Linked DNA regions of Homo sapiens: region 2 is linked to region 1. The links are chromatin loops, found by intact Hi-C in ENCODE. Cell type or tissue: PC-3. All regions are shown on one strand. Links, peaks and the distances in the headings refer to the core of each region. The heading gives the core; the rest is flanking DNA.

Region 1 (11,440 bases), core at 100-2,599:
GCTAGACACCGAGGTGTGGGGCCCTCGTCTCTGACCTGCCATTGAGCCACAGTGTGAAGCCTAAGCAAAGCCATTTCTCTAGGGACCTTGGCTTAGTTTTCTGGTAAAATACAAGTTTCATTCTAGGTGTTCTCTCAGCTATCTTCTAGGATGTTTTGGAGTCTGTGCTTTCATACAAACACAGGCTCATGCTGGAGCAGGGATGGCCATGGACATCCTTAACTCTCCTAAGAGCCACCCACGGCCTCCCAAGTCACCTCATCAGTTGTCCTCACAGGGAGCCACCCTCTGGGAGTATTTATATCCCTCTACTTTGATTACAGCTGATTAGTAAATTTACAATGTGTTTGAATTTCACTAGACTTACATTTCACAACAGAGAGCAAGGTTTAGTCAACACTTTCATTTGCTAAGGGCAACCATCCAGGCTTAATAAGGCTTTCCCTAAACAGACACCTTCTTTACAAACTTCTAGGAAGCCAAGTGTTAAACAAAAGTCTAACTTGAGACTTTTCTCTTGATTCCTATTATGGGCATTTGCAGTTTGCTTTGCAATTGCATTACCAAGTGCACACTTGCGCACATGCCTGGAAACGTGCACACACGCACAATGGAGCAACGTCCCAGTGTGACGGTTCCTGCTGGCCAAGAACAGCACTGGGTATTTGCATGGGCAAAGACTTTAACAGCGTGAACAGGATTTTCTGAACAAGTCTGGAAATAAAATACCTACCAGCTTTCAGAGTAAATTACCAAAAAAGCAAAGGAGAAAAACAGTTCTTCCAAAAGACAGTCATCTAACCTCCTTACTCCCTGTGCACAAATTACCAGGCTTCCCAGAATCCAATCTTAGGTGAGATGAGGAACAATGGAAGGTATTTACAAGTTTAAAAAATATCAAATTTTTGCTTCTGGACTCCCATGCTATGATGTCACTACCTTGTTGCACTGGTCTGAGAAAAAGAATTATATCTCTATGGGCCTCAGTTTCCCTGTATGTGAAATGAGAGTTTCAATTAAGCACTATCTCAGATCCTTTCTGCCTTCAAAATCATGGGAAATCTCTGTAACAGATTTTTTAACCCATGAGAGGCCTTAGGGTCACTATGAGTATCTGATAAACAGGTGGGCCTTCCCTCCAGAAATATAGACAAAGGCTCATAAACACAGAGAAGTTTACACAGAATGTGAAAGAGGATTCAGAGAACCCCTGAAGCCTGTCCCGGAGGATGGGTTTAAAACTCTCAACTCTGGAGGAGATGTTGAAAGACAATTTCTCCAAAAGAGAGGGAGAAGATACAGTAGCTAGGGAAGTCTGGAAATCTGAATTTTTAATTTAGAAATAGATATTGTGGTTTTGTTGTGAGCTTTGAAAAATTGAGCCATGATTCTGTATAACGCCTCTAAGACAAAGATAAGATGTTAAAGCAGGTTCGTGACCATGGTCAGCTATGGAAGCGGTACACAAGGCCAGTTAGCAGGGTGGAGTCAGGTTCTGAGAGATGAGGTGGTATGGGAATGTCTGGGGCTGTGGGTAATAAGTTGAGCTTTTTCCCAGATGTTCTCTCCATGTTCCAGAGAAGGTAGAAAGCTGGCTACCGACCAAATCTGATTTTGACATTCCTGTAAGATAGTGCCAAGCACTCAGATCTCATCAGCCCCGTGTCAGAGGCAGCAAGGCACCACACCATGGTTGGATAACCCCACATTCAATCCATTTTACTGAAAGCAGCACAAATAAACTAAGAATCAGAGCACTCAATGACTCATATCAGAGGTATGAATTGAAAGTCAACACTTGTATATAATCTAACTGAAGGAGAGTTTATAGCGCAGAATTCTCTCTGTTGGAAAGAAAAACTCCAAATGCGTGTGTGTGTATATGTGTGCACACTCACTATCTTACACAGCACTGCTCATTCTAAGAAAATGAGAAAGGAGAAGAGAAAGCAACTCAAAACTTTTGTTTGATTTAGAAACAAAATTAAATAATAATTGTCAAAGGTATCGCTGGAATAATGATATTAAAAGAGTGATTCATTCTGGTATATTTCCAGAGACAATGTTTACCAGGAACTCCCTACTCCCTCTGTACCCATCACTCAGCATGATATGTTTGCCCTGGCTTCAATTCTCTTTTTCAAAGGAACATTTTGGAGTGTGCAGCTACCTGTACCTCTCTGTTTAGTGATGATGCCACTCAGCGCTGTGTGTCAATTTAATACATGGGAACCTTCATCCCCTACTAGACTGTAGTAATATGTTTACAGGCCAAGGCCCTACACTCCTTGTTGGTGTAGCCCCGCAACACCTAGTGCGATGATTGGCATATAAGTGTAGCCCCACAACACCTAGTGCGATGATTGGCACAGAGGTGATCGTAAGTGTTGGTAAATTACATTAAAAGTTCGCTCTGGGTCAGGCGCGGTGGCTCACACCTGTAATTCCAGCACTTTGGGAGGCGAATCACCTGGGGTCAGGAGTTCGAGACCAGCCTGGCCAACATGGCGAAACCCTGTCTCTACTGAAAGTACAAAAATTAGCTGGGTGTGGTGGCAGGCACCTGTAATCTCAGCTACTCAGGAGGCTGAGGCAGGAGAATTGCTTGAACCCAGGAGGCAGAGGTTGTAGTGAGCCGAGAACTGAAAGTAAGGTAGTGGCGAAAACCCTGGTTGTGAGGCAAGGCACTGAGTCCTCATTTTGCCGCTCACTAGTTGCTTTAACTTCGAAACTTCTTTTAACTTCCACCAGCCTCAGCTTCCTTAATAAAATCAAGAGTCTGGATCAAGTGTGAAATCCAAGTCCAATTTGGTTTTATCTTCTATGTGGGATTGTTACCCAAGGACTCAGCTTCAGAAGTGACTCACCTGAGCTCCTGCCCATCCAAGTAATTGGAGTTTAAAGACACAGGCAACCCTTCAGGCTTACGTGCTGGCTCTGGGCCTTGTCGGTGCGTGGGTGGATGTATGGAGGCTGGCTTCCCTGTTTCCAAGTGCCTTCTGATTTACATGGAGCCTGAAACCTATTCTGGAGGCTATCTGCATTTTAAAGGCCTTTTTAAATGGTCTTGTCTGAGGATTGCATTTGAAACTTGCACTAAAGGCCCACGTTGCCTTAGAAGAACCTGCGCTTATCAAAGCTCACAGGTAGTGAAATGGCCTTTATTTGGGGAAGCCTTTAGAATCCATTACAGTCATTGGAACGTAGGCTCTGGGGGGGGCTCTGGGTGGAGAAGCAGCTCCACTTTCCTGAGACCACTTGAATGTTGCCAACAAGTGAAAAGAACGGTAGAAAGAAGGGAGAGAAAGGAAGGGACACAGGTGGTCAACCTCCGGAGGTCTGTTCCTCCCTCTCGACCGAGTGATCCCAAAGGATCTCCCAGAAGCCAAAGCAAGAAGCTTTGGTGGGAAATCAGGCAGCACGGTCATGGAAAGGCGGCCTGCAGACTCAGGGTGCATCTCCTGCCGACCTCAGGGCCCTGCTGTCTGGCTCTTCTGCCTCAGGGCGACTTCTCAGTTCTCTCTCCTCCTGGGCGGGGTCTTCCCTGACCCCTCCTCTACCCCCCACATACCATGCCCTTCCCTGCCACCAGGCCTGGCTCTCCTGAATGCCTGTCTTGTCTGCATTGCTGCGTTCACCTCATTGCAAGATGATGATCTGTGTACATTCGCATCTCCCCTATTGGAATGAAGTTTCTTTGAGGCTAAAAGTTGGTGTCTGTATTTTCTGTACTTAGCACACAGTTGGCACACAACACGAGTTCAACAAAAGACTAACTGAATGAGTGAACAAATGAATGAGCAAAACTGGGAAGGTGGGGATGACCCAGGAATACATTTATCCAATAAACTCTTACTGAGGGCCAACTCTGTTGCTAGACTGAGGGGACAGTGGGACTCACAGGGTGGCGGGAAGACAGGGATGTTCTCAAGCTTTGCCTCCTCTCAAGAGGCAGGCACCCTTCTAGAACTTACTGGAGTGCATTGCAATTCTGAGTTCTGTGTCTATGTCTTTGGTCCCCCAGCTAAATGACCCAGCATGGAAACAAGGCAGCAAGTGCTGATGAGGGTCACTTCTGGTCCACCGGGTCATGCTTTGGAAGGTCCTGTCCTGTAAATGATCAGCTTCCCCTGGGAAAGAGCTGAGAAGCTGACAAGACTGGTGACCCGGGAGAAGGCAGCAGTGTTCTAAAAAGGAAAGCTGTGATCTGTGTCAGGCCAGACCCTCTAGGACAGCCAACAAGATCCGGCATGCTCAGTGTGCAGAGGGAACAGGACATTGACACAGCTGCAGAGACGGCCAGAGTGTGAAGGAAGAAGCTGCAGCAGGAACCTAGGAGGTGGGGAGGCCCGGCAGGGGACTGAAGCCCCGGCCAGGGCCAGGGCAGGATGTCTGTGCCTGATCTGCTCTGTCTTGTTCCAGCCTCCTGGGACAACTTACCACGTCTGAGGTCAGGCCTATGACAGTACAGTGGGATAGAGTCTGAAGTTAGCACATCAGAGCCCTGACAATCCTTTCTTTCACCCTAACACCCAGAACACAAGGGGTCTTGAGTATTTCACACTGTAAAGCATATGTGTCCACATATACATAGATTTTGAAACTGGACTGCTTGTGTTCAATTCTGGCTCTGTCAATTACTAGCTATGAGACCTTGGGCAGATTACTTAACCTCTCTGTATCTCAGTTTCCTCACATGAAAATGGGATAATCATAGTATCTACCTAACAGAATTGTCAGGATTACAAGAGGTAATATATGCAAGTCACTTTGAATAAGCCCTGGCACATAGTCAGTGCTATATATGTTGTTGCTATCACAATTGTTAATATTATTTATATATTAACATATAGTTATAGAAAGGGGGGCATATGCATTCTGATTTTATAGTGCTGTATATTAAATGCTGACAGGGAGAGAACAGTCACCTGGTTAACATGGCTATGTTAAAAGAGGGGGACTTTTACTCCATCTGAAACCAAGTGGCAGAGAGCGTGTGGTGGCAATGGGGTGGGGGTGGCTGGGTATGTCTGCATTCCCTGGATAGAAATTTATAGCGAAATGGGTGGCAATCATTTCTGGTTGTTAGATTACTTATCTGACACAGGGCTAACAACTAAGAGTTGCTGAGAAAGGCAGATGTAGTTTAGAGCAGAAGGGCACGGGATCCCACTCCTGAGTCCTGCAGTAAAGTGGCTGTGTGTGGCCTGGTCAAGCTGCCCACTGTGGCTGGGACTAGGGTTCCTCCTTTAAAATACAAGGGGACTTAAACTAGAAGCGGCGTGGAGAATGACTAGCACCCCAGCTCAGCACCCTGGTGGCTTCCCATAATTTACTCCTCCAACTTCTCGGCAGCTCCGAGACACAGGCAAGTGGACTGAGCAGCTTAACTTTACAGATGGCGGCAAAAGCGTGGCTCTCATGGGAGGGGGTGACCTATCCTTGAGCTCAGATCTCTTGACCTCTGGGGTCTAAAAAATTACCAAGACAAGCCTGGGGGAGTGGGCCCCAGAGAAGGAGGGTGACCCACAAGTAAACAGGAGAAGTGGGGTGTCTTTCTAACTAACCCTCTTATCAACGTTCCGAGTATTTGCCCTCAAATGGTTAACCAAAGTGACACCCAAGGCAGAAACGGGCCTGGAAAGGTCCCTGATGCACAGAGGCTGGTGTGGCGGGAGGGTGTGTGGGAGGAGGGGAGGAAGTGGCACTCTGGTGGCTTTGTGCAATTATTTTCCAAGACTAACAGGATGCTGTTTTCTTCAAACAAATCTGATGTCCTTGTGCCCTATTGCCCTTGATTTAGATCAGTTTCAAAGACAACTTCCCCCAAGGTGATCCAGGCACGTGATGCTCCTTTTAAATTGTCCTTCAGAATGCGTTTGAAGTATTGGTCCTTGCTAGTGGGTACATTTTCCTTGGCCCAGCTAACTATCAGGTCGTTTTCAAAGTAGTTTCTTTCAAAAGTAGCCCCTTTGAAGTAGTTTCTCAGTAGACATTTTGGCATCAAACTGTACAGACATTTATGTAAAACATCACATCAGCCACCAGGCTGCTTCAGAGGCCGAAAGCAGCTCAGGGTTTATCATGATCTAAGTGTCCTAGCCAGTAAGTGAGAGAGGGCTCCCAAAAAGGCAGAACAGAGACAAAGGTCGAAAAGCAAAGCCATCTCACTCCCTCGGTCACTTGCCCACTCATTTCAAAGAGGCATAAGGAGCCCCAAATCCACGCTACCTCTATTCTAGAGATGAATGAGGCACAGTTCCTGCCATCAAGAACTCTGCAGAAGGAAAGGAAAGGCTGACACCAGCCACAGTGTTGAGAGGGAAGTGCAGGACAGGTTAGGAGGCTCCGGAGGGCAGAGAGGCTATTGGCTGAGGCTAGAGGAGGCTTCTGGGATGGATCCTGGAAGGATAAATGGGGTTCCTCCATGTGCTCTATCTCTAGAATGCAGTGGCTTATCCAGAGGTGTGCTCAGTTGAAAAAAATAAAACTTGATTTTCAATGTTTGCCAATTTCCTTGTTGTAAACACTCCCACCTAAGAATAGCAAATTTTAAGTTACCAATGGAGACCAACGTGACTTCACTGAACGCAGAGTTGGGAAGAGACAGGCAGTGGCCACCGTGATATAGTATGTCACCCTACAGACAGGAGGGGCATAGAATACCTTCAGGAAAATAGATCATAGCAAAATCATTAGGAAGTGATGAATCTGAGTATTTATCACCTTTGTTTTTGCTACCGTTTTGTTGTAAATTTTTAAAATTTAATGTTTAATAATGGCTGTGTTTAATAACCAGCTTCCCAGGTTCCTCAAAGTGTAATAATCAGCTCTCACAAACTGACACAAGCCAGCTCGCACACTCCGGGCTATTTCTTCACTCACCTCTACAGCTGTGGTTTGAGCTACCATCGCATCTGCAGGAATGCGACTCTATCCTTCTGCTCGGTCTCCCTGCCTCAAAAGCAGTGGCTACTCCTCCCATTGTACCCTGCTTCCAACCCATTCTCCACAGGGTAGCTGTGGGAATCTTTCTAAAAGGCAAATGTGACCCCACCATTCCCCTGATTGAACCCTGTGATGGTTCTCTGTGTTTTTTCATTCTCCCCGTGGTGTGGACCCCTGCCCATGCCCTGAGTCCTCCCAGCCCCACCTCCTGCTCTCTACATTCACAGGACCCCAGGACTCCCCTGCCCCAGATGTCTGGAAGTCCCTTCTCTCATTCTTTATGAGAGGCAAGCTCCTGCCTGTCCTTTCAGATCTTCACTTAGATTTGACTTCCCCTGGGAGATACTGGTTGGCCCCTGAGATCAGAGGTGGTGCCTCCTCTGTGTGCTGGTGGGGTCCTGGGCTCTAGCCACAGAAGCACCTGTCAGCTACATGTTGGTGAGATGGTTTTATGGCACCTGGCTCAGCGCGGGCCCTGATGCAGACAGTCCAGGTGTGACCCCTGGCTCTGCCATTCACTGGCTTTGTGTCCTCTGAAAAGCCACGTCACACCCCTAAGCCTCTTTCTTTCCCTGTAGAATGAGGACAGCAGCAGCCTCTCCCTCCTCCCTCGGAGGGTTATTTTGAGCCTTGAATGATTTCATGTGGATTGAGTGCCTTGAACATGGGTGTATTGTCAGTGTTAAATACGAGTTAACTAATACCTGTTTTGTCTCCTGTGTTTGCCCCATGCCTGATCCCCATGCCGGTGGAGGCTGTTTCCATCTTTTGTCTGTGGTCTCCATAAATGCAGCCAGTGTTGAACACCCAGTAGAGGATCAGGCACTGCTGAAATGGAAAATTCAGAGAATGAGTGGCCCATGGAAGGCAGAAGACGTGGGCCCGCCTGCTGAGGGAGAGCAGGTGAGGAGGCCAGAAACCTATTCCTCACAGTTTTGGAGGTTGGAAGTCCAAAGTCAAAGTCCAGCAGGTTTGGTTTCTGGTGACGGCCACCCGCTGGCTATGTCTCCACATGGCCAGAAATGTGCACCTAAACTGAGAGGCAGGGAGCTCTCTGCTATCTCTTCTTGTAAAGACACAAATCCGATTAAGTCAAGGCCCCACCCTTATGACTCATTTAACCTTAATTACTTCCTTAGAGGCCCCATCTCCAAATACAGCCACACAGGCGGTTAGGGCTTTAGCATAGGAATTGCAGAGACACAGACATTCAGTCCATAGCAACCCTCCTGCCCTAGACCCCCTGGCTCTGTATACAGAGAGAACAACACTGTCCTCCCCACATTCTCTGGTGTGAAGAGGTGAAAGGGAAAATCATTTCATCAGCACTCCACCTAAGCCAGCTGCTCTAGCCACGGCTGCTAATGACCAGCTAAGCGTGTCCATTGCTTCTGGAGCCTGAGAATTTGGTTTTTTTGTTTTTTTTTTAACAGGGGACCTTATTAGCTGCTAACTGCTGAGATGAGAAATTGTGGTCAGACCATTCAGGTGCTCAGCCTTTCAGCTGAAGTCCCCTCCCAGGGGCCTGCCTCTGCCTCTGCATACTCAGAATTTTCCAGCCAGTTCAGTTTCTGTCAAGTAATTATTTACAAATTAGATTCCCAGGGAATACATGATAAGAGAATGTAAGCATGGCACCCTTAAATCACAACAAACTATTGCTCAATAAAAGACAAACCATTAATCCAATAGCCAATGCTAGAAAACTCAGGGACCTGCCACAGTACCAGCCCACAACTGAGGCATTTATCACCACTTAGTCTTCCTGAGTACAGCTGAGAATTTATACAGGGACAGTGACAGATAGAGGCTCTCTAGTCTAGGGCATCAGTACACAATACTTTTTTTCAAATCATTTTCTCAATTCAAAATACCTGAGCACTCTATAAAATATGGGAATTATTTATCTGTGGTTTCATTAAAGCTATCATAATTGCTTGTTTTAAAGCATGTACTATTGCTAGGAATAGGTTACGTATTATGACATATCCTGCAAAATATCTTCAAATAGCCAGTCCCTCTGCCTCCCTAGAACATGGCATATGTTATTCAATGTTACGGATGTTCCACTGGAAAGACTACATTTACCACCCTCTCTCTGGCTGGGTGTGGCCATCTGAGCTCTGGCAAAGGCTGTGCAAGATGAAATGTATATGTGGGGGTGAAATGGCAAGGCGGGGGCTGCCTCATGAAAGCAGAAGGGAAGGGAGTGGCACTCTTTTCCCTCTTCCTCTTTTCTGCTCTCTGAAATATGGATGTGATATCTAGAACACCCACAAATATCTTGACCATGAGATAACCTTGAGATATAAGCAAGCCATGAGCTAAGATAGTTGAAGAATAAGACAGGAGGGGCCTGAGTAGGGGTGACCATGCCACGGTCACCCAGCCATCCACAGCTTCACAGAGAGAGTGAACTAGCCTTTGTGTCATCAGAGCCTGTGTTCGTGAGGTGTTCTGTGATGTGCACCCGCACCTGATCCTCAGTGCTGCCATGCCCATGTCACGCTAGGGTCCATAGCGGGCACATTCATCTGAAACCCGGAGCTCATTCACAGACAGTGCATTTGTGATTCTTTCACTGATTCACTCACAAATTATTTGCTGAAGCTCTGTTTGCTAAGCTTCCAAAAGCCAATTCTGTCCCCTAAAGTTTCCAATCTAGTTCAGACATAAAATCAGCCATTATGTGGTTAAGAGATAAGGCAAGACGCCTCAAGCAGGACGACTCTCCTGTGCTAGAATTGTACCAGGGTCAAAATATTGGAATTGGATATGGCTAGTCTTTTTCTTTTTGAAGGTCTTCAGGATAGAAATTTGGGAGAGAGGTGGCCAACAGGGCAATGCGTGTGCGTGTGTGTGTGTGCATACCTGTGCTCTTGTGCATGTGAGGATGTTGGAAGATGGAGAAGGAAAGATAGAGAAACAGAAGAAAAGCATGGGACGCTGCAGATAAATGCAACCAAATTAACATTTCCTCCCAAAGTACCATGATTCTTAACATTTACATCTAAGCACTAACTTATCTGCACTTAAGGGTTGTGAAAACTCTAGCCTCCATAGCAAAAAATTTAGTATAATAGCTCAACTCCATATAATTTTATTATTTCCAATAAAAACAAAATGTTAAGTATATAACTAAATAGAATTGAGTTTTTATGTTTATGTAAGACTCTTCGCATCATTAGACTCACCCATCTATAAACTGCATTTTCTACCATGGCCCCAAGTATAAAAAGGATGATATGATTACCATAATCTCAAGACATCTACACAATCCTGGGAAAAACCCAAACAACTATGAATCTCCCAGTGGGGGAAAGGTCATTTTGATATTTCTCTGATGTTACTTATTACTAAACTCACAAATTTCAAATTATAGTCATATTATTTGAAATTATAAATATGATCTGCCTAGAATAAGCCCCACTAACATGTGAGCACAGCTCGGAGGTAGAATCAGCCACATCATGTACTTTACACTGAAAATTCCACTCTTTTTCAAGAGTGTGTTAATGGCCTCTGCCTGCAAGTGTGGGCCCATGTGCTTTTTTCCAAAAACCAAAATGACAATAATTAAACCAGGCAGCTGCTGCCCCTAGCAATATGACAACCTCTCCCTGCTCCCTGGAATTTGCTGGAATCACCCTACTTGAGCTCATCCCGTTCGAATTAGCTGCTCTCTCCCTGTGCCCTGGCGATCTGGGTGAGTTTCCCATCTATTAGCTGAATTATTCAGATGTTTTCCCACAATGGCCCTAGCAGTCCTCATATAACTAGTTTCTAAATCAACAGTGAATTACATTATTGACAATCTGAGCAGATTAATTAAGAAATCTGTCAGGAATGACACGATGAGAGCTGGCTCCTGTTCAAGGCGGATCCGCAGTCTTCAAGACAGAAGTACGCTTGATGTGGCTTCAGAAGTGAGGGGTGAGTAACAGCAGCAGACCCAGGCACAGGCCACACCCACTGGGCTTAGCAGGACAGCCAGCATGGGAAGGCTGGGCTGGAGGTAGTAAGTCTCACACTCACACAGCTTCACAGGGCTGCTGGCTGGCTTGCATCAACTAAAGTGTAGGGCTGAAAAAAACATTCTGTGAACCCTCAAGCACTTTTTCAATGTGAGCTATGTATTGTTATTCCCATGCACAGACCCTGGGTGACAGAAACCATCATAGCTATGTCAGAAGAGGCTACTTTGCTTTTAAGCTTTTAAATGCCTGTTTTGGGGGGCTCTCAGGCCCCCCAAAAGCCAAACATCCTAGAAAATCCATTTTGGTGCCCAGCAACAAGAAAGCAACTTCTGTTCTATATACATCTATTCCTTCATGCATTAGTCCATTTTCACACTGCTATAAAGAAATGTCTGAGAGTGGGTAATTTATAAACAAAAGAGGTTTCATTAATTCACAGTTCCACTTGGCTGGGGAGACCTCAGGAAACTTAACCATCATGGCAGAAGGGGGAGCAAGGCAAGTCTTACATGGCA
Region 2 (17,624 bases), core at 6,799-9,298, 110 kb before region 1:
CACAAGGTGGCTGCCCCCTCCAGGTGTCACATTTGCTTTCCAAGCAGGAAGAAACCAAAAGTGGAGAGAGCATTAAGGGCTAGCCCTGCATCAAGAACGCAAAAGCTTTCCAGAAGTTTCTTACTGGTCAGAATTGTGTCAGATGGCGGCCCAGCTGCAACTGTTGCCACCCAAATAAAACAGAGGTTCCACCAAAAAGGCCAGCAGAAAAAATGACTATGGAGAGGTCCTGAGTAGCATCTACCACAGCTGCTCACTTCCAGCTTCCACAGCACTGTCTTCAGCCAACACCCGAACTGTTTCTACATTCAGAATGTTTCTTCTTTGTGGCCTGACATTTGATCCATCAATACAAATGTATTTTATGTACCTTATAATTATTATTTGGTCTTCTATATTTTTGCTTTTTTTCATTTATTTGGTACAGCATAAGCTAACAAAGATACATTAAAGTTTACTTGTTTTGTTGAGTTTCCCATATGACTTTTTTCACATTCGGTGCCTTAATGTTCATGATTAATCTTCATTACAAATTGTAAACTTTTTTCATAATATAGTATTTATCTTTGCTTCACGTTTTTTGCTTATCGTTAAAACTTGCTAGATACTAATTTTACAATTCTATTGTATTTTTATTTGCATTTCCTGCGCACATCACCACCCTTTCTGTTGCAGTTATGTCTCGTCGTTTGCATCTATTTATTCCTCAGATCTCTCCATCTTCTCTCCTTGCCCAAGCTCAATGTTCTTTTAATTTCTTATTATAATATTTTGTAATATTTGCATCCTACTCTGTAATCATACTCTCCATGGTCATAAAACCTCATGTTTCATTTCAGTGAATTCAATGTTACCACTAGTCTTTTTCTTTTTTTCTTTCTTCCATCCTCCCTCCCTTTTCCTTTCTCTTCCCTCCTTCCCCTCTTCTCTCCTCCCTTCCCTCCTTCATTCTTTTCCTTCTTCTTTACCCTCTTCCTGTTACTCCTTCTCCTCCTTCACCTTAACATATCTCTTCATCTTCTGTTTGTCTACAGTTTGTTCTCTCATACTTTTGGCTTTTTTTTTTTTTCTGGCAGGGCTATTGAGAGTATATACTCTGGAGAGTATTCAGAGTATAAACGCCTCAAGAGACAGGTCTGTTTTTTGTATACTTGGATAGCAGGAAGGTTGCATATAAACATTTTTAGTTGTACTTCCATCCTCTAAGAATTTTGTAAATACTATTCCACTTTCTTCCACATTTGAGTGCTATAAAGGTCTGAGGCTAACCAGCCTTGTTCTCCTTAAGGAAAATTTGATTCTTCCCTGTGTGCCATAGAAATATTTCTGCTAGTTTTAGTAAAATATGTTAGAGTAGTTTTGTTCTGAATTTGTTTTATCTGGAGCATGTCGCCTTTCCATGTGTGGACTCTGATCTTTTAAGAAATTTTCAAAAATTTAAAATCAGCATTTAAGATTTTTACCTTGCATGATTTTTTCCTTCTCTTTTCCAGGTAGGATTGTGATTATATGAGATATCCCAGATCTGCCTTAACTACCAATGCTTTCTACTATAACCCTTTGCAATGCGCTTCTTTTTCTGCTGCATTTTGTCCAGTCTTTCCAACTTGCTCCTTATATCCCAGCATGTATTTTAGCCAGGTATGTTTTTTTAACTTCTTATAATAACTTTCTAATTTCTGTAATGATTATTTCTCATTTAATTTCTTTGTTTCTTTATCTCTACTTAAAGGCCCTATGTTTCTCCTTGAGTCCTTATCTCAGAAAGATCACATTTTCATTAATATGTTTGAATCCACAGAGAACTATGTGTTCATATATTTCTTAGTCTTTAAGGCACCATTTTTTCCTGAGATATCTATCTATACACACATACACATATATTGTGCATACATACACATATACACATATATATACCTATATACACACACGCATACCTATTATATATATATATATATATATATATCCTTTACTTTTCGTATTCTAATTCTCTATTCATGATAGGAGTAAGTTTGCATAGGTCTCATGCCTTTTAATGAATATTTATCTTTGAATGAATCATCTACTTGCAGGATCGTGTTGGAGAGGGGAAGCAGATTGAGCCTCAAGAGTTGGAACTCTAAACCTCAGTTCATCACCTCTGAGCTCTTTCTCAACAACTCACTCCACCAGAGACCTGGCCCTTCTGTGGCCCACATGTCTCAGGCTTTAGATCAACTTTATTTTCAGCTCTCAAGACCATTAGGTGCACTTCCCTTCCATCCATTTACACCAATCATCGTCTTTTTTCAGAGATGCTAACTCTATACAGCTCCTCATTCATTTCCGCTGTACCTTCCATTTCATAAAATCGAATGGAGGACAGAAATCTAAAAGCCAAGAGGCTCCCAAAGCTTGTCCATCAGTGTTTCCCACCTGCCCTGGAGAACTCCTTCCTCTACCCACTGTGCTCAGAGTTCACGGAGATGCAACAACCTCCCCCAGTGTTCTTCCTCGCCCTGAACGTTACTCAGTCATTGGTACTTCTACCCTCCAAGAGTTTTTAATGTGGTAGGGAAATGTTTTTTGGCAAAATAGCAAATGATAAAAAGGATACAGAAATCATATGATTAGAAATGGGCAGAAATTATCAAAATAGTAACAATGGTTATTATTTCTTGAATAGCAGAATTATAGATGATTGTCATTTTTTAAAATGTCCTGCAATAGCTACATAATAACTTGTATAACCAGAAAAATATGATGCATTAAAAAAGACGGGCCTCTTATGTCAGCAAGTTCTAGGGAGACACAGACATTATCATCAAATCCATGACTGGCTCTTCCTCCAGCTCTTGAGTGGACGTGCTCTGCTTCCACAGCCCTAATTGAATGAATGGGGTGCAAAGCTGAAATCCGATCACTTTAGAACTCTTCCAGAAAGCTAGGAAATGTTGCATATGAAATACCTGGAGCTTTCTGGGAAGTGGAAGGAGTTCATGCCATCATTATAAGAAACATTTCTGACCTTCTCATATACATTGTTCTATCCCTAGCAAATCTGCTTTTTACATATTTAAACCTCTAGAATGAATTTACCTCATTAAGCAGAAGCAGGGCAAATGAACAAGGGATGTAATTCCAGAGAACAGAACTCACAGCTGGCAGGGCTAGCACAGCCTCCTCTCAAGGTCCTGGGCCCATCTCTCCTTGCTTTGTATCACTTTGTCTTTATAAAGGAATCAAAAGAGCCCTAGTCCATCACTAATGCAGAAACACAAGCACAATGCTGAGGGTGGAATACTCACAGAGAAACGACCAGATAGAGGTTGGAAAACAAAAGCAGCCAATGTGACTAGCATCCCTTCAAAAGTAAGTCCTCGTACACTTTCTGTATCCTAAGAAAGCAGACACATAAGCTGAAAGAAATTGGGACAATTCGAGAACTAAACTAAATGTACAAATATTTAAACATGGTCTTAAACTTACCTAACATGTCACTGTCTTCATACAAAACACACACACACACACACACATATATATACTCACATAAAATCTATAGAAATACAGGATTTTGCTCAAAATAAGAAGGAGTTCTTTAACAAGTAGAAATTCTGTAAATGATATGGACTGGCTGATGCTAGGGAGAGTTAGGGAAGGTAACTGGAATGCCGCTTTAGTTCCCAGAGGTGAGTCTGCAGTATGTAATTCTTCCGAGTACAATCTGCCTTATCTATGTGATAATACATCTTTAAACATTAGACTCAGTAATTTTAACTGCAATAAACCCAACCCACCCATGTTTTGCCCTTCAACACAAACCACTAAATTCCAGAACATGGCCAAAGGCACAGATCATCTCTAAATTAGCTCTAAAAAATTTTTAGAAGGCTTAATTGTAAACAAAGAAGAGAGTGAACATTTTCAGATGACTGTAGATGGCTAAGATTTCAACTGTTGGATCACTTCCTGAATTTTCTGTGCAAAACATCAAGTTTTAAAATAAGAACTACTGTTTATGGATGCAAAAAATACCCCAACTTTCCAAATGCACCTCATGTCATTAGATTAATTTGCTATGCACCTCAGGCAATTATGTTAGTGGCAAAGCTATTCTTCCAGACCTCGTCCCCAAGCAGGCACTATAATTAGAGAAAGCCTACATCCCAACAGACAAAACCTCTGCAGACTGGAAGGCAGAGCCCATTACGTTTACCCCAAGCACCTCTGACTCTCTCTGTGTGCCGAGGACGAGGTAAATGTGCATTGTGAAAATTAACACAGCCAGAAAGGAAGCATCCCACAGCGCGAATCAATACTCAGCAAAGGATAATGGGATTCCTGCTCAGGCAGCTGTGTCCTGCCCCTCCCATTAGCACCTGTCAGTAAGAGCAGTCAGGGCCAGGCGATGGGCACCTGCCTCCCAGCTCAATCCTGACGACGATCATTAGCTCCAGCCGGCACAGAGGCACCCCACGCTGCCAAATAGTGTCCTTTTCTCCTTAAATGCGAACAAACAATGACTTCTCCTCTAATAGCTGGCACAGATCTTGTTAATCTTTCTTGTTTCACTTCTGTTTTGCCCTTAGCACAGTGTGTAGGAAGAGATCGACTTGAAGGCAGAAATTAGGTTATTCAAGTTAATTTCAGGACATGCTCTACTCAGAGGCTTAGAACCATCTAGGCTGGCCTGCCTCACCTAGAGGTAATCACAGGATGGAAATAATACTCTATCGATCATGTGACCTGGTAAATAATCAATATCTACCCTTTGGACTTTTGTTACTACCACTTGCGAAAAGAAAAGACTGAACGATTTCACATGGCTAAAAATCTCCCCCTGCCTTCTTTTTCCCTTCCTATTACTTACTCCTTCCTTCCTTCCTTCCTTCCTTCCTTCCTTCCTTCCTTCCTTCCTTCCTTCTTTCTTTCCTTCCTTCCTTCTTTCTTTCCTTCCTTCCTCCCACCATCCTCCTCCCTCCTCTCCCCTTCCTCCCTCCCTCCCTCCCTTCTTTCCTTCCTTCCTCTCTTTCTCCCTTTCTATCTTTTTTCCCCTCCATCCTCCTTCCAAAGTAGAAGTGAATAGTCATTGAAAGGAAAACTGGACATATAAAATATCGTTAACACTTACCCCTGGGAAGGGGTATTTTTAAGTGCTTCTCTTAACAGCTGAAGTTCTGAGTGTGTGTGTGTGTGTGTGTTTGTGTGTGTGTGTGCGCGCGCGCAAGTCTCTGGAGGACCCAAAAGTGGAGTAGGGGCCCAGGCCAGGCACCCTTCACTTGCCCTGTAGGTCAAGCTGTTTCCAAATGCTCTATGGTAAGGGGCCAGGAGTGCTAACATCTTCCAGAAATTCATAATGAGCTGTGACTTTTACCCTGGTATATAATATCCTATCCAAAAGAATTGCAAAGAGACTTCTAAACTAAATTGGAGGTCTTTTTTGCTTTTGTCTTTTTCTGTAGGCCTGATTTTCTTCTTAACATTACCTGTATATGGACTTATGATCCAGCCACAGCCTATTCTTAGGACAAGCCAGTTGGTTCAATTGGGAGGAAATCAGCAAAACTTCAGAAAGTATTGCATAATATTTATTTAATCCTTCTTCCCATCATGTATTCACTCCTCCAATCATTCACAAGTATCGATTGAGCACCTGCTTAGGGCCAGATGCTTGTGTCTCATAGTTAAGTTGGGGGAGTCGACTTAGGTAAAAGAAGGGAAGGGCATGAAAGGGAAGGTGTTTTCACTAAGTCTGGTAATTTCTAAAGAACTCTGGAGACCAGAGACTAAAAACCCTCAAATTCACTGACAAACAGTATGAATAAACTCCTGGTCCCATTCTTTTTGCAATGAAAGGTTTGCCACTGGAATATCTAAAAAAAAAAAAAAAAAAAATTCTTATAAAAAAGCAATACACATTTATTCTAGAAAGTATAGATAAGAAAATGAAAAAATATTTAAGTTGTCTATAATCATCATACCAAACTTTTGGTATTTCTCTTCTGTGTGTGTGCATTTTTCTCTTGTCCATATAGTTTGAAACATTTGATATTATATCAAACCACATTTTGACATACAAAACAGCAATTTCATATGGCTTAACCTCATATTGCTGATAAATTTATAGACATGGAAACATAGTGTACATATTTGTATCCTGATTTTTTCATTGAACCAAATAGCATGAATTCTTCTGACATTAAACATTTTTAAAGCTTAAAAGTAAACAAATTAAAGGAAACAATTTTCAATGGTTCGCCATTTTGCATTTTATGAATGTAAAATAAATGCTTAATTATAGCAAACTACTTAAAGAAAAATTTTCTGCTTTTTTGCATTTTCATATTGTTGTGAAAAACTTCCACATCTCAAGCTTCTTCCAGTCATGTCTTTGATGCTTTGAAGTCAAATATGAAAGATGTGTACTTCAAGGCAAGAGCAAACATGACCACTTAGCATTTTGTAAATTAAGCTCGATTTTTGAATAATGCTTGTAAATCAAAGACTGTTAGTATGTGCACTTGACCCTGATCTCCCACAGAATTAGTTTTTGCAATCAACAGCTTGTGCTGCCTAAATATTTACCTTCTGCCATCACTAAGCTATATGCTGCAATATATTTGTTGAAATATTCTTCCAGTTTTAATAATGTCCTTTCACTTAGGGACACCTATAACTGCAAGAGACTCGATACTGGTCCCCAGCACCTCCACTGAACATGTAAACTAAAAGACCCCTTCCAGCTGCCTGAATTGGGTGATGCCCTCATGATTAAGACTAGAAAAGGAGATGGGGGTCACACAAAGTCAAAAAATGAGAAAAACATTCATTTAAAAAGCACACTGGGGGATCATTCACTTGAAAATTGGAAAGAGCAAATACTTCCATTTTATTAAGGCAAAAGCTTCAGTGGGTTACCGTGGGGGAAATTCTGCAAACTGAATGCATCCCAGCTTTTCCCAGGAAATCTTACATGGAGATGAATCACCCACCGTCCATATGCTTTGCCATATTTCACCAAGCACATGACAGAATGCAACTTAGAAAACCCCCACGAATGTCATGCCAGTGCTCAGCCAGCCCTATCCATTTTGAAAATGGTGGAAGTGGGGATTCTGAAGGTGGATTTTATGTACTTGCAATGATGTGCTTTAAAATGCATAAAAATAAAATAAAATTCTTTCAAGAAATTTTAATTCCAAGAAACTACAGAGAATAAAGATTCTTCAAAAACGGTTTTGCCTTAGATAGCTCCCTAGTTTCACATTTGAATTGAAAAGTGTTTATTTGCTGAGCTAAATTCACCCTATACATTGCCATCCATGAAGGAATTTTAGCCAAATAGCCTGAAACGTCTGCAGCAGGTAATCTCGGTTTCCTTACACTCTGAAAGTTGCGCTCCTAATTTTCCATGTTCCATGGAACACACGTTTCCTTTAAAAACTTTTGAGTCTGCTTTGGGTGCTGGTTCTATGTCTCATCCAGAAGTGGGAGGCAGAAGTCAGCTGTTTGTAAATAGAAGGCAGCAACTGAGAAGGGATTATAATAATTTTCACTTTGATAGTATGTAACACTTGAAATTTCAGGGAGCTTTGCAAACTTGTAAGTATTATTTTCCTCATTTCTATTAGGAAGAAAACTGGGGCACAACTCACCCAAGACAATAAGTTAGTTAAAGTCAATAGTAGAAGTGGTAAGTGCAGGATCTCCTTTGCAAGCCATTGAATCATGCTCACTGTAAGTCACACCAAGTCGAGAGATGACATCATCAGGGCCGAACCCTGTCAGAACCGCACATATATAAAGCCCTTGCAACCACATGGAAATCACTGCTCATCCTGGGAAAAGTCTTTTGTTGTCCAAGAGATGACTGATCACATATTCACAGCTGGAGATTAAACAGATCCAAAGATGTAGTGGTGGCCACCTTTTGCCATCATTCCAAAAAGAGTAATGAACGGGGGTACCAGGAACCCAGCCTCCACATGTCCAGATGCTTCTCCTACTCACCCTCTCTGAGTGCTCAATACTATTTTTTTTAATGTCAAGTGCTATTTATTTTGACATTTTAAAAATGTCCCCAAAAGATAAATCAGTGTCTTTAAAGATGAATAATCCTGATAGTAAATTTACAGCTTTGAAAGTCAACACATATCCACATATCCCTCCCTTCACCATGCTGGCAGGTTTTGAAGCCTCTTGCAGGAACTAGAAGTAGCCCTTGTCCTCTTGACCAAGATTGACCAGACATTGAGGCAATGTTTTAATACATTAGCCAAAGCCTAAACTAGCACTCACATGGAAGCCTTTTTTATTTCTAGGACTAACAAAGATCATACAAATAAACACATATAGTCAGATGCACATTGTAGAAAATCAATACATGCAGAATCCATTTTCTGTTTTTCAACCAATGTATCAAATTAAATACAAAGCCAATTGTTCCATAAGATAATTTAATCCCTTGGGCCAAACTCTACCTGCCGTCTGTTTTGTTTAAAACTAAATAAAGTTTTATTGACACCCAGCCATACCCATCCATTCACAGATTGTTTGTGGGCTGCTTTTGTGCTACAACAATGTGGTTGAGTTGTTAACACAGAAAATTTGTGGCCCACAAAGGCTACAATTTACTTTCTAACCCTTTACAGAAACATTTTGACAACTGGCTTAATCTATAAGATGAGTTAGCCATAAAAGATCCTATAAAATAATACGGAGAAAATAGTCCCATCTTTAGAGCAGATTCGGGGGAGGCAGCCTGGTTAAAAATGCCCTCCCTGATCCTGGCTGTCATCCGTGTACCTCCTCACCTACATCTATGATCCCTGAATTGGCCATGAGGGAAGCACCCCTTATTCACAGCTTCCTCACTTAAGCACATATGGTCTTGGCAATGGGTGCAGAAGGAGAAACCCAAGGTCATCTGATCAGTCTCCTGTACTATGGAGGAATCGCATCCTCCATATCCATGCTCTGTAGTCACGGAAACTCGGCTGGAGTCCTGGAGCAACGCCTCCCACAGCACAGTGCGTCTTCTCTCATTCCTGCACAACGGAATTGTGAGTGATTCCTCAATGCTGGGCAGAAACTCACTTCCCTGTCACTTCATCAGTGCAGCAAAATATTGGAATGCAACCAACATGACTCCTTGGACGTGTCCCCAGCCCTGTCCCCTCTTCACCAGGCTACGAAGCTACATTCCCCTACCTGTGGCTTACAGGCCACCACCCTGACACTTGGCACTCCTGGCCACCTCTTCCAGCCACAATCCACGGGCCTTTTCTGCATTGCCACACCAGCTCTGTGTCTCCTGGTTTTTTCTGTTAGCATCTAAGCACTGCCACATCTTCCCCTGAAGTGAAATATTGAAGAAGGAAGAACCCCAGAAGCTGAGGCATGTAGCTTTGTTGCTGCTTTAACTTGCCACACTTCCTCATTGTCACATCTCACTTTGACCCCATCTTTCCTTGCTAAGGAAGGATGGTGTTTCATGGTTCAGTGCAAAGAGTACTAGACAAGAGTCCCAAAGATTCAAGGTCTAGTCTAGTCTCTGGCACTGTCTGAGTTTTATAAATTCAGGGAAATTGTCTAATCTATGTGGGCTACTGCTTCCTCATCTATAAAATTTCCTCAAGACTAATTCAGCAGCACTCCCATTCTGCTCAGAGCTAGATAATAAGCTGTGCTGACACATGAGGCATTCACAGTGGCACAGTTGCTCAGAGTGACAGTCATCCCTTGGTAGAAAATGTTTTAATATAAAAACTTAATAGATGTAATGGCAATTTTCTTTGGGAATAAATTGGTCTCTGAATCATACTCTAAAAACAAACAAAAAAAATTCCTAATGCAGAAAGGACTGTGGTCATTCCTCTTTCTCAAACCCAAATAACACTCTGAGAATCCAGCACATTATTTGATCCTTTTCTCTTAAAAAAAAAGTGCATACATTTTCTGCAGACTGAGAGGGCATGGGGGATAAGACGCAGGTGGATTTCAGATAATCAAAGTCACCCTGCATCTCCTATTAAGCAGCTTGAACTTTATCCTGAAGGCTATGGGACCCCCATTAAAGCTGTTAACACAGGACAGTGACATTATCATATTTCCACTTTAAGAATTTAGAAGATAGTCACGATTATAGAGAATGACTTGGGAGTGCAGGAGTGGTGTGCAGGGTGGAGGCTGGGGTGGAACAGAGGGTGGGCAAGTGGTAAGGCAGAGGGAATGAGGCCTGAGAGAAGGGTAGTAGTTGTTGAGGTCATTACTGTTCAGGGTGAGGTCCAGGAACAAGAAGCAGCCCTTAGGAGCTTGCCAGATTGCAGAATCTCAAGCCCCACACAGATCTTCGAAGTCAGGATCCACATTTGAACATGACGCCCAAGGGATTTGCACTTCCTTGAGGAAAAAAGTGCTGGACTAGGTTTTGGTTATCGGGCCTTAGAGATGCTGTATTAGTTTGTTCTCACACTGCTATAAAGAACTACCTGAGACTGGGTAATTTATAAAGAAAAGAGGTTTAATTGACTCACAGTTCTGCATGGCTGGGGAGGCCTCAGGAAACTTACAATCACGGCTGAAGCTAAAGGGGAAGCAAGGCACATCTTCACAAGGCAGCAGGAGAGAGAGAGAGTGAAGGGGAAAGTGCCACACTTTTAAACCATCAGATCTCAGGAGAGCTCATTCACTATCACAAGAACAGCAAGGGGGAAATCCGACCCCCGTGATCCAATCACCTCCCACCCGGTCTCTCCCCTGACACATGGGGATTACAGGTCAACATGAGATCTGGGTGGACACACAGAGCTAAACCATATCAGATGCTAAGGGCAGAACCAAAACTATGGCAGTGCAAATGGAAAAGCAACAATGAATTTTTTAAGAGTTGTGTATGAGGAAGAATTGACCAAACTTGATGACATTGAAGGTAAGAAATAAAATAGAAGAAAAATTGGGGACATATGCAAGATTCTAGCTTAGAATACTGGAAAGTGGCACTGCCATTTGTCTGAAATGAAGAACATAAGGACAGGGGCTGGGCATGGTGGCTCATGCCTGTAATCCCAGCACTTTGGGAGGCTGAGACAGGAGGATCACTTGAACCTGGGAGGTAGAGGTTGCAGTGAGTGGATGTTGTACCACTGCACTCCAGCCTGGGCCACAGAGCAAGACTCCATCTCAAACAAAAAAGGAATATAAAGAGAGGAACAAACTTAAAGATATTATCAAGTTCCTTTTGTGTGTTAAGGTGAAATGCCTATAACACTTTACTGGAGTTATGTCCAATGAGCATTTGAAAATATAGGTTTATAGTTCAGCCAATGGCTTTAGTAAAAATAAAGATTTGGAATTCAAGATATACTTGAAGCTGGAAAAAAAATGATGATGTCGCCCAGGAAGAACATATAAGTAAGTAGAGAAGATAAGATGAGAGAAGAAAATGAAGAAGAGAAGAGAAAGATATGAGTACAAATCCTAAAATAACTGCCAGTTCAGGGAAAAAGAGATGAAGTTGAGTCTGTCAATGATTCCCAGCAGAGAATTATACTTGACCTCAGAACCATTCATTGACCTCGGATACCCATTTGTCCTTTTACTAGCTACCAAACTCCCTTGTCTTAGCTCAGCACATAGCTGCTCACTCAACACTGTTAGGTGCTTCAGAAGCCAAGGAGGATGAGGAGTGACAGCCTCCTAGTTTGGAAATTAGAGAAACAGTGGTTACTTTAATGAGAGCAGGTACAGGGAGGTGGCAGAGTAGTAGCCAATGTGAATGGAAAGTGGGAAAGAGAAGATGATACATGTCCATTGTGCAGGCTTTTGCAAGAAAGGAAATGAGAGAAGAGGGTTGTCCTCCAAGGAGGAGTCTTGTTAAAAGGATTTTGTTTTGTTTTATTGTTTTAAGGATGGTGTACATTTAAGTGTGCTGACAGGCTGAGATCAAGAATCCAGGGAAAAGCCAGAGGTGGGAATCTGAAGATACAGAACAGATGTAGGGGGCAAAGCAAGAACTCAGAGAATGGGAGGTCAGGGGGTCGAGAGACATGCCTGTGTCTTGGACAAGAGGTGAACCCACAGTGGCTATGTGGACTTCAATCACCAAGGCTCGTTATGAACTATAAAGCAGGTTAATGTAGCTGAAAGGCAGCCCCCAGTGCAGCCGAGGTACTTGTGCCATTGGCCAAAGGGCCAACGACAAACTAACGTTTCAAGTGGCAGTTGAGTGCTCAGGTCCACTGAATAACATTCCAGAGAATCCCTTGCCTTCCCTCGATGTTCTGCCTCCTGGAACCTCAATCTCAAGCCATTCAGGAATGCCTGAGAAACCTCGAAGCTGGCTTTAAAAAAGCTATGTATCTATTTGCAAAAATCACCTTTGCCATTTAACTAGACTTTAGCTCTAACTTATAAACCAGCCCAATGTTTTCATACCTGTATTTGTACAAGATGTAGAGAAAACGTCACATTTCATAAAGAGTGAAAAGCATGGAAATCAGGAGAGCAATTAAACTGCCAGATCAGGAAGCACTTTCTGGTGTTGACACTGACTCTGTTTACAATAGCACTCGTTCAGTAAACCCTCAATGATTCCTACAGAAAACAAAATCAAGAAATTACTTTGTCAGAATGTGCAAATTTAACCTCCAGGGATTTGGGGAGGGGGTGGTGGGAGCAGTTCGGTAATTACAAGTCGCATGGAGGTACTTCATTCTTGGCAGTGATGGGGAAGCGCAAATTGAAAAGTATGTAGTGACAGTTGGTGGCAGAAATCCTAGAGAAAACTAAGCCTGCCAGGTACCAATCCGTGCATGACAAGATCATCGCAAATGCTTGGATGACTCATATTTTCCCCTTACAGTTGCATGCTGGTTCTACGATATGTGATTTTTGAGATTTGATGATTATACCTGGTGTCACACATGGTCTCAGGAGACACCACAATCTTTTTTCTGCTTCCTTCTCTCGGGTCAAAAACCCAGCAGGGTGAAAAATATTCAAAATGTTGTGGAGGTTAGACATCATTTTGGGGTTTTTGAGAGCTAAAGTTAGTTAAACTCTTCTGATTTTGAAATTAACAAGGAGAAATAAAGCAAACAAACAAACAATCATGGCACGGGCTAAGCATCGCATTAGCAACAAACATTGACTATGCACCCTTATTCTAAGTAAGGGGAAGGGCTGAGTGATTCCACCCATCATTTCTTCCTTCTTGCATCCCATAAATAGTTAGAAGACACTATGCTGCCTTGCTAGGGCTGCTACAACAACGTCCCACAGACCGGGTGCTTAACAACAGAAATGCACCATCTCATGGTCTGGAGGCCAAAAGTCCAAGATCAAGGTGTGGGCAGGGTTGGTTCCCTCTCAGGCTGTGAAGGAGACTCTGTCCTGGGCCTCTCCCCCAGCCCCGGTGCTTCGCTGGCCGCCATCAGTGTTCCTGGGCTTATAGAAGCATCATCCGGATCTCAGCCTTCATGTTTACATGGCCCCCTCCTGTGTGTATGCCTGTATTCAAATTTCCCCTTTTTAGAAGGACACTAGTCATCCTGGATTGGGGCCACTCTAATGCCCTTACCTTAACTTGGTGTAAATATCTTATATCCAAATAAGGTCATATTCTAAGGTGCCAGGGTTTAGGACTCTAACATATCTGTTTTTCTTTTTCTTGTTATTTCATTTTTTTTTTTTTTTTGGTGGGATGTGCGGAGGGGCCACATTCCAACTGACAGCAGGCACTTACTTTGAACTTGGCCCTATCCTAGGTGACAGGTGGGCAGTGGTCAACAAAGGAGAGACAGCGCTTGTCCTCATAGAGTTCAGAATCGGGAGGAAGGACCAGTCAGTCTATTAACAGGCACTTAGCAAATAGTGACTTCATGACAGTTACAGGGAATGCTAGGAGGGAAAACCCGCGGGTGCTAGGAAAATGTGCAATGGAGGGATGCACGCAGTCGTGGGGCCAGGATCTGCTCCCCAGGAAACGGCGCTGAGAGGAGGACAGTGTCGCCAGGCTAGGAGGGTGAGGGCGTCAGCGGAGAGAACGGCCTGCGTGGGGGCTGGTGGGCGGAGCGGGTGGATCTTGGCAAACGGCAGGAATGGAAACGGCTGGAGCATATGTCTCAGTGACATCGCCACGGAAATGAGAAAGAGAACCTGCCATTCTCACTGACTGCTCTCTTATCTCCCCACAGGGTACTGTTCTGTGGGCTCCTCTCACGCACTCCCTTCCTCCCCTCTTTTTATAACATTTGGAAGCTTTTCATTTTGTGTTTCCTTATTTTTCAGGAATACATTCATGAACTACCCAAGGCCAATGCCCTGTTTGTATAAGGCATGTTCCCCATACCTGGTTTCTGGCTACCACCTTATAAGAAGCAAGCTGTGACAGCTCACAGCCCCCAGCCCCCTTTGCTGAATTGGGTACTTCTTCACTACGTTCTAGCAACTTCTATGGCATCCTCATTAAAAGCCCAGATTCTGGATTCAGGCTGCCTGGGTGGGAACTCTGTCGCAGTGAATTGCTCCGAGTCTCCCCTTCCTCAGCTGTAGAACAGGCATGGGGAGAGTTCAGCACTCCGAATACCCTGCTCCCCAATTTGTTATGAAGATCAAATGAATGAGTCCAGGTAACGGACTTGGAACATTTCCTGGCATAGAATAAGCAGACAATAAGCATTAGACATGACAACACTCAATGTAGGTCCTGCCACCTTTAAATGCTCTTTCACATGATTTTAAGTTTCTTAGGGACCTTTTTACCCAGTGCCTAACGAATCACGTGGATATAGTACATGCACAGTCAATACTCATTGAGTGAACGAATACAAGAATGAAGCATGTATTGAAGCAGTGCCTGAAAACGACAGATTCTAATTCCTGCTTCAAATTAGAAATGGCTTAAGAGAAAAGATTAAGGTCCTTTCTAACTTTAAGAATCTTTTCTTTAAAGAATTACTACATTCATATTCTATGAATTTATGGATTCATAGCTTGTTTATTATTTGTGAGCTACTTTGTGAATTATTAATTGTGAGCTGATTTGTGAATTATTTGTGAGCTAATTTGTGAATTGTTATTTGTGAGCTGACTCACAAATAATCTGACAAATGAAGAGACCACAGTTACAAAAAAAAAAAAAACCACTTCGTGCTTGTTTTATTTAAAGTGTTTTGAGGCAATAACTATAGGTTCATATTTTAAAATATATAAATCACCATAAAATGTCAGGGGACATCCTGAAAGCTCCCTATTAAGAGGGTCTCTGTGTCAGTAAGGTAGGCTGTAAGTCCATTCAATCAAATGAAGTATGAGTGTGTTCAACACAACATGTCAGTTGTTGTGGATACTAAAGGTCTTCAGGCAGTACTCGTGATGCATCATCATGCAGTAAGTGTCAGCTTTTACACTTAATTCTCACATAATCATGGGAGGGAAATGTTATCATCACATTATATGGAAGTAGAAAAATGCAGAAGCTGTTTCAAAGCCAAGTTTCTCTTCAGGGACTTTCAAATAGCCTTTCTGGTTTTATCCTAGAAATATGCTTCTTAAACTCCATTTCGAGTTTGGTTCACAAAGGCATACAACAAGTTTATTGTGTGTGTGTTTATTGATACATCATAATTGTACATATTTACAGGGTACATATGGTACTTTGATACACACACACAATGTGCAATGATCGAATCAGGGTAATTAACATATCCATCACCTTGAACATTTATCATTTATGTGTGTTAGAAACATTTCAAATCTTTTATTCTACCTATTAGGAAATATACAATATATTGTGGCTAGGCATAGTGACTCATGCCTGTAATCCCAGCACTTTGGGAGGCCAAGGCAGGTGGAACAGTTGAGGTCGGGAGTTTGAGACCAGCCTGGCCAATATGGTGAGAAACCCTGTCTCTACTAAAAAGACAAAATTAGCCAGGCTTCGTGGCATGCCTATAATCCTAGTTACTCAGGAGGCTGAGGCAGGATAAACTCTTGATCCTGGGAGGCAGAGATTGCAGTGAGCCAAAATCGTGCCACTGCACTCCAACCTGGGCAACAGAGCGAGACTCCATCTCAAATAATAATAATCATTATATATATATATATATATATATATATATATAAACACACACACACACAATATTGTTAACTCTATTCACCTGACTGTGCTATTGAACACTAGAACTTATTCTTTCTGACTAACTCTATGTTCATACCCACTAACAAACCTGTCTTCATCCCCCCTACACTTCTCAGCCTCTATCATTTTACTCTCTGCTTCCATGAAATCAACTTTTTTAGCTCCCACCTATGAATGAGAACATGCAATATCCCTGTGCCTGACTTATTTCACTTAATATGATAACCTTCAGTTCCATCCATGTCGCTGCAAATGGGATAAGATTTAGTACTATTCTTAGAGCTGAATAGTATTTTAATATGTATATTTACCATATTTTCTTTATCCATTTATTCACTGATGCTATACAATAAAACTCAAACTTGTTTTGTCCTCAAAGCCAGGGTAGACATTGAGGAAAGGAGAAAATGTAATTAAACATGGCACTTGGTGTCCTCTAGTGGCTCAAGAATGTTGGCTCCAGGAGTGGGAAAACCCAGTGGCTGGAGAGTAGAGGAGAGCCACTCACGCTGCAGGGCATGGTGTTTGAGCAAGGACAGCTCCTCCTCACACGGGGTCATCCTGGCTGCCTCTCACATAGGAGATGGTGAGAATGGGTATGCCAGCCACCTTTCCAGATATTGCTGAACTATATCAGCATGTGCTGCCATCAAAGAATCAGCAAAGGTAACTGACTAAACCCAAAGGGAGAAAGGTTGATGACTTTGATTTATTCAGGCAGAAACATTGAAAAATGATCAACTTGTACACTCCAATAAAGGTAAAGAGAGACAAATAACTGAGGCTTGGGACAGTGTTTTCAAATGTTTTTCAGCTGAACCTGAGTATCATTATTGTAAAAATCACAGAATCATCTGTGAATGATGAAGTTCAGAGATGTCCTCATCACACATCAGATAATAGACATCAGAGTCAAAAAAAAAAAAAAAAAGTTCAAATAATCTAATGTGCCAGAATTCCATCCTACAGTTCAGGTCTCATCTTGGTCATCACTATCAGTTGGTAAATGTACATTAGATTTAAAAACATCATTAAAATTCAAGTGGAATAACCCAAGTTTTTCCAGTGGCAGCAGATATGACAGTTGCATTTAAACACCTTTCACTTGCAAATAGACCTACTTAATATATCAGGCAACATCTCTAAAAAAGAGATGAGGGATGAAGAAATGTTGAGATACAACAAAAGTCATTTTACTACATCTGTGCAGATCTGGAAAAGAGACTTGTCAGTAAGATAACTGTACGTAGATCAAATAGTGTACAGGCATCATTGTAATTGTTCAGAAGAAATTTTTTATAAAGTGTTTTTTATAGAGTGTTTATAGCCGAGTCTCCCCTTCCTCAGCTGTAGACCAGGCATGGGGAGAGTTCAGCACTCCGAATACCCTGCTCCCCAATTTGTTATGAAGATCAAATGAATGAGTCCAGGTAATGGACTTGGAACATTTCCTGGCATAGAATAAGCAGACAATAAGCATTAGACATGACAACATTTAGAAATT

What was found. Hi-C counts contacts between places; a loop is a spot of excess contacts. Peaks named below come from ENCODE experiments on the same cell type or tissue, not always from the same donor. Only the 100,000 strongest peaks of a DNase experiment are listed, where the experiment ranks them.
Region 2: it touches region 1 in a loop (3-fold over the local background); 3 of 110 quality-filtered maps call a loop at or near these places.

What each region holds. Positions count from the first base shown.
Region 1 is chr2:8,305,074-8,316,513 of GRCh38, forward strand. All of the region lies in intron 2 of LINC00299 (long intergenic non-protein coding RNA 299), which reads right to left. Among named protein-coding and RNA genes, the nearest start is that of LINC00299, 18 kb to the right of the region's middle. RefSeq lists an enhancer at 4,364-4,503. In PC-3, for the core only: no CTCF peak of the experiment used is centred there; DNase peaks (open chromatin) are centred at 1,638 and 2,118; H3K4me3 peaks cover 1,556 bases; H3K27ac peaks cover 2,116 bases.
Region 2 is chr2:8,189,533-8,207,156 of GRCh38, forward strand. All of the region lies in intron 7 of LINC00299 (long intergenic non-protein coding RNA 299), which reads right to left. Among named protein-coding and RNA genes, the nearest start is that of LINC00299, 130 kb to the right of the region's middle. RefSeq lists enhancers at 1-180, 4,039-4,614. In PC-3, for the core only: no CTCF peak of the experiment used is centred there; no DNase peak of the experiment used is centred there.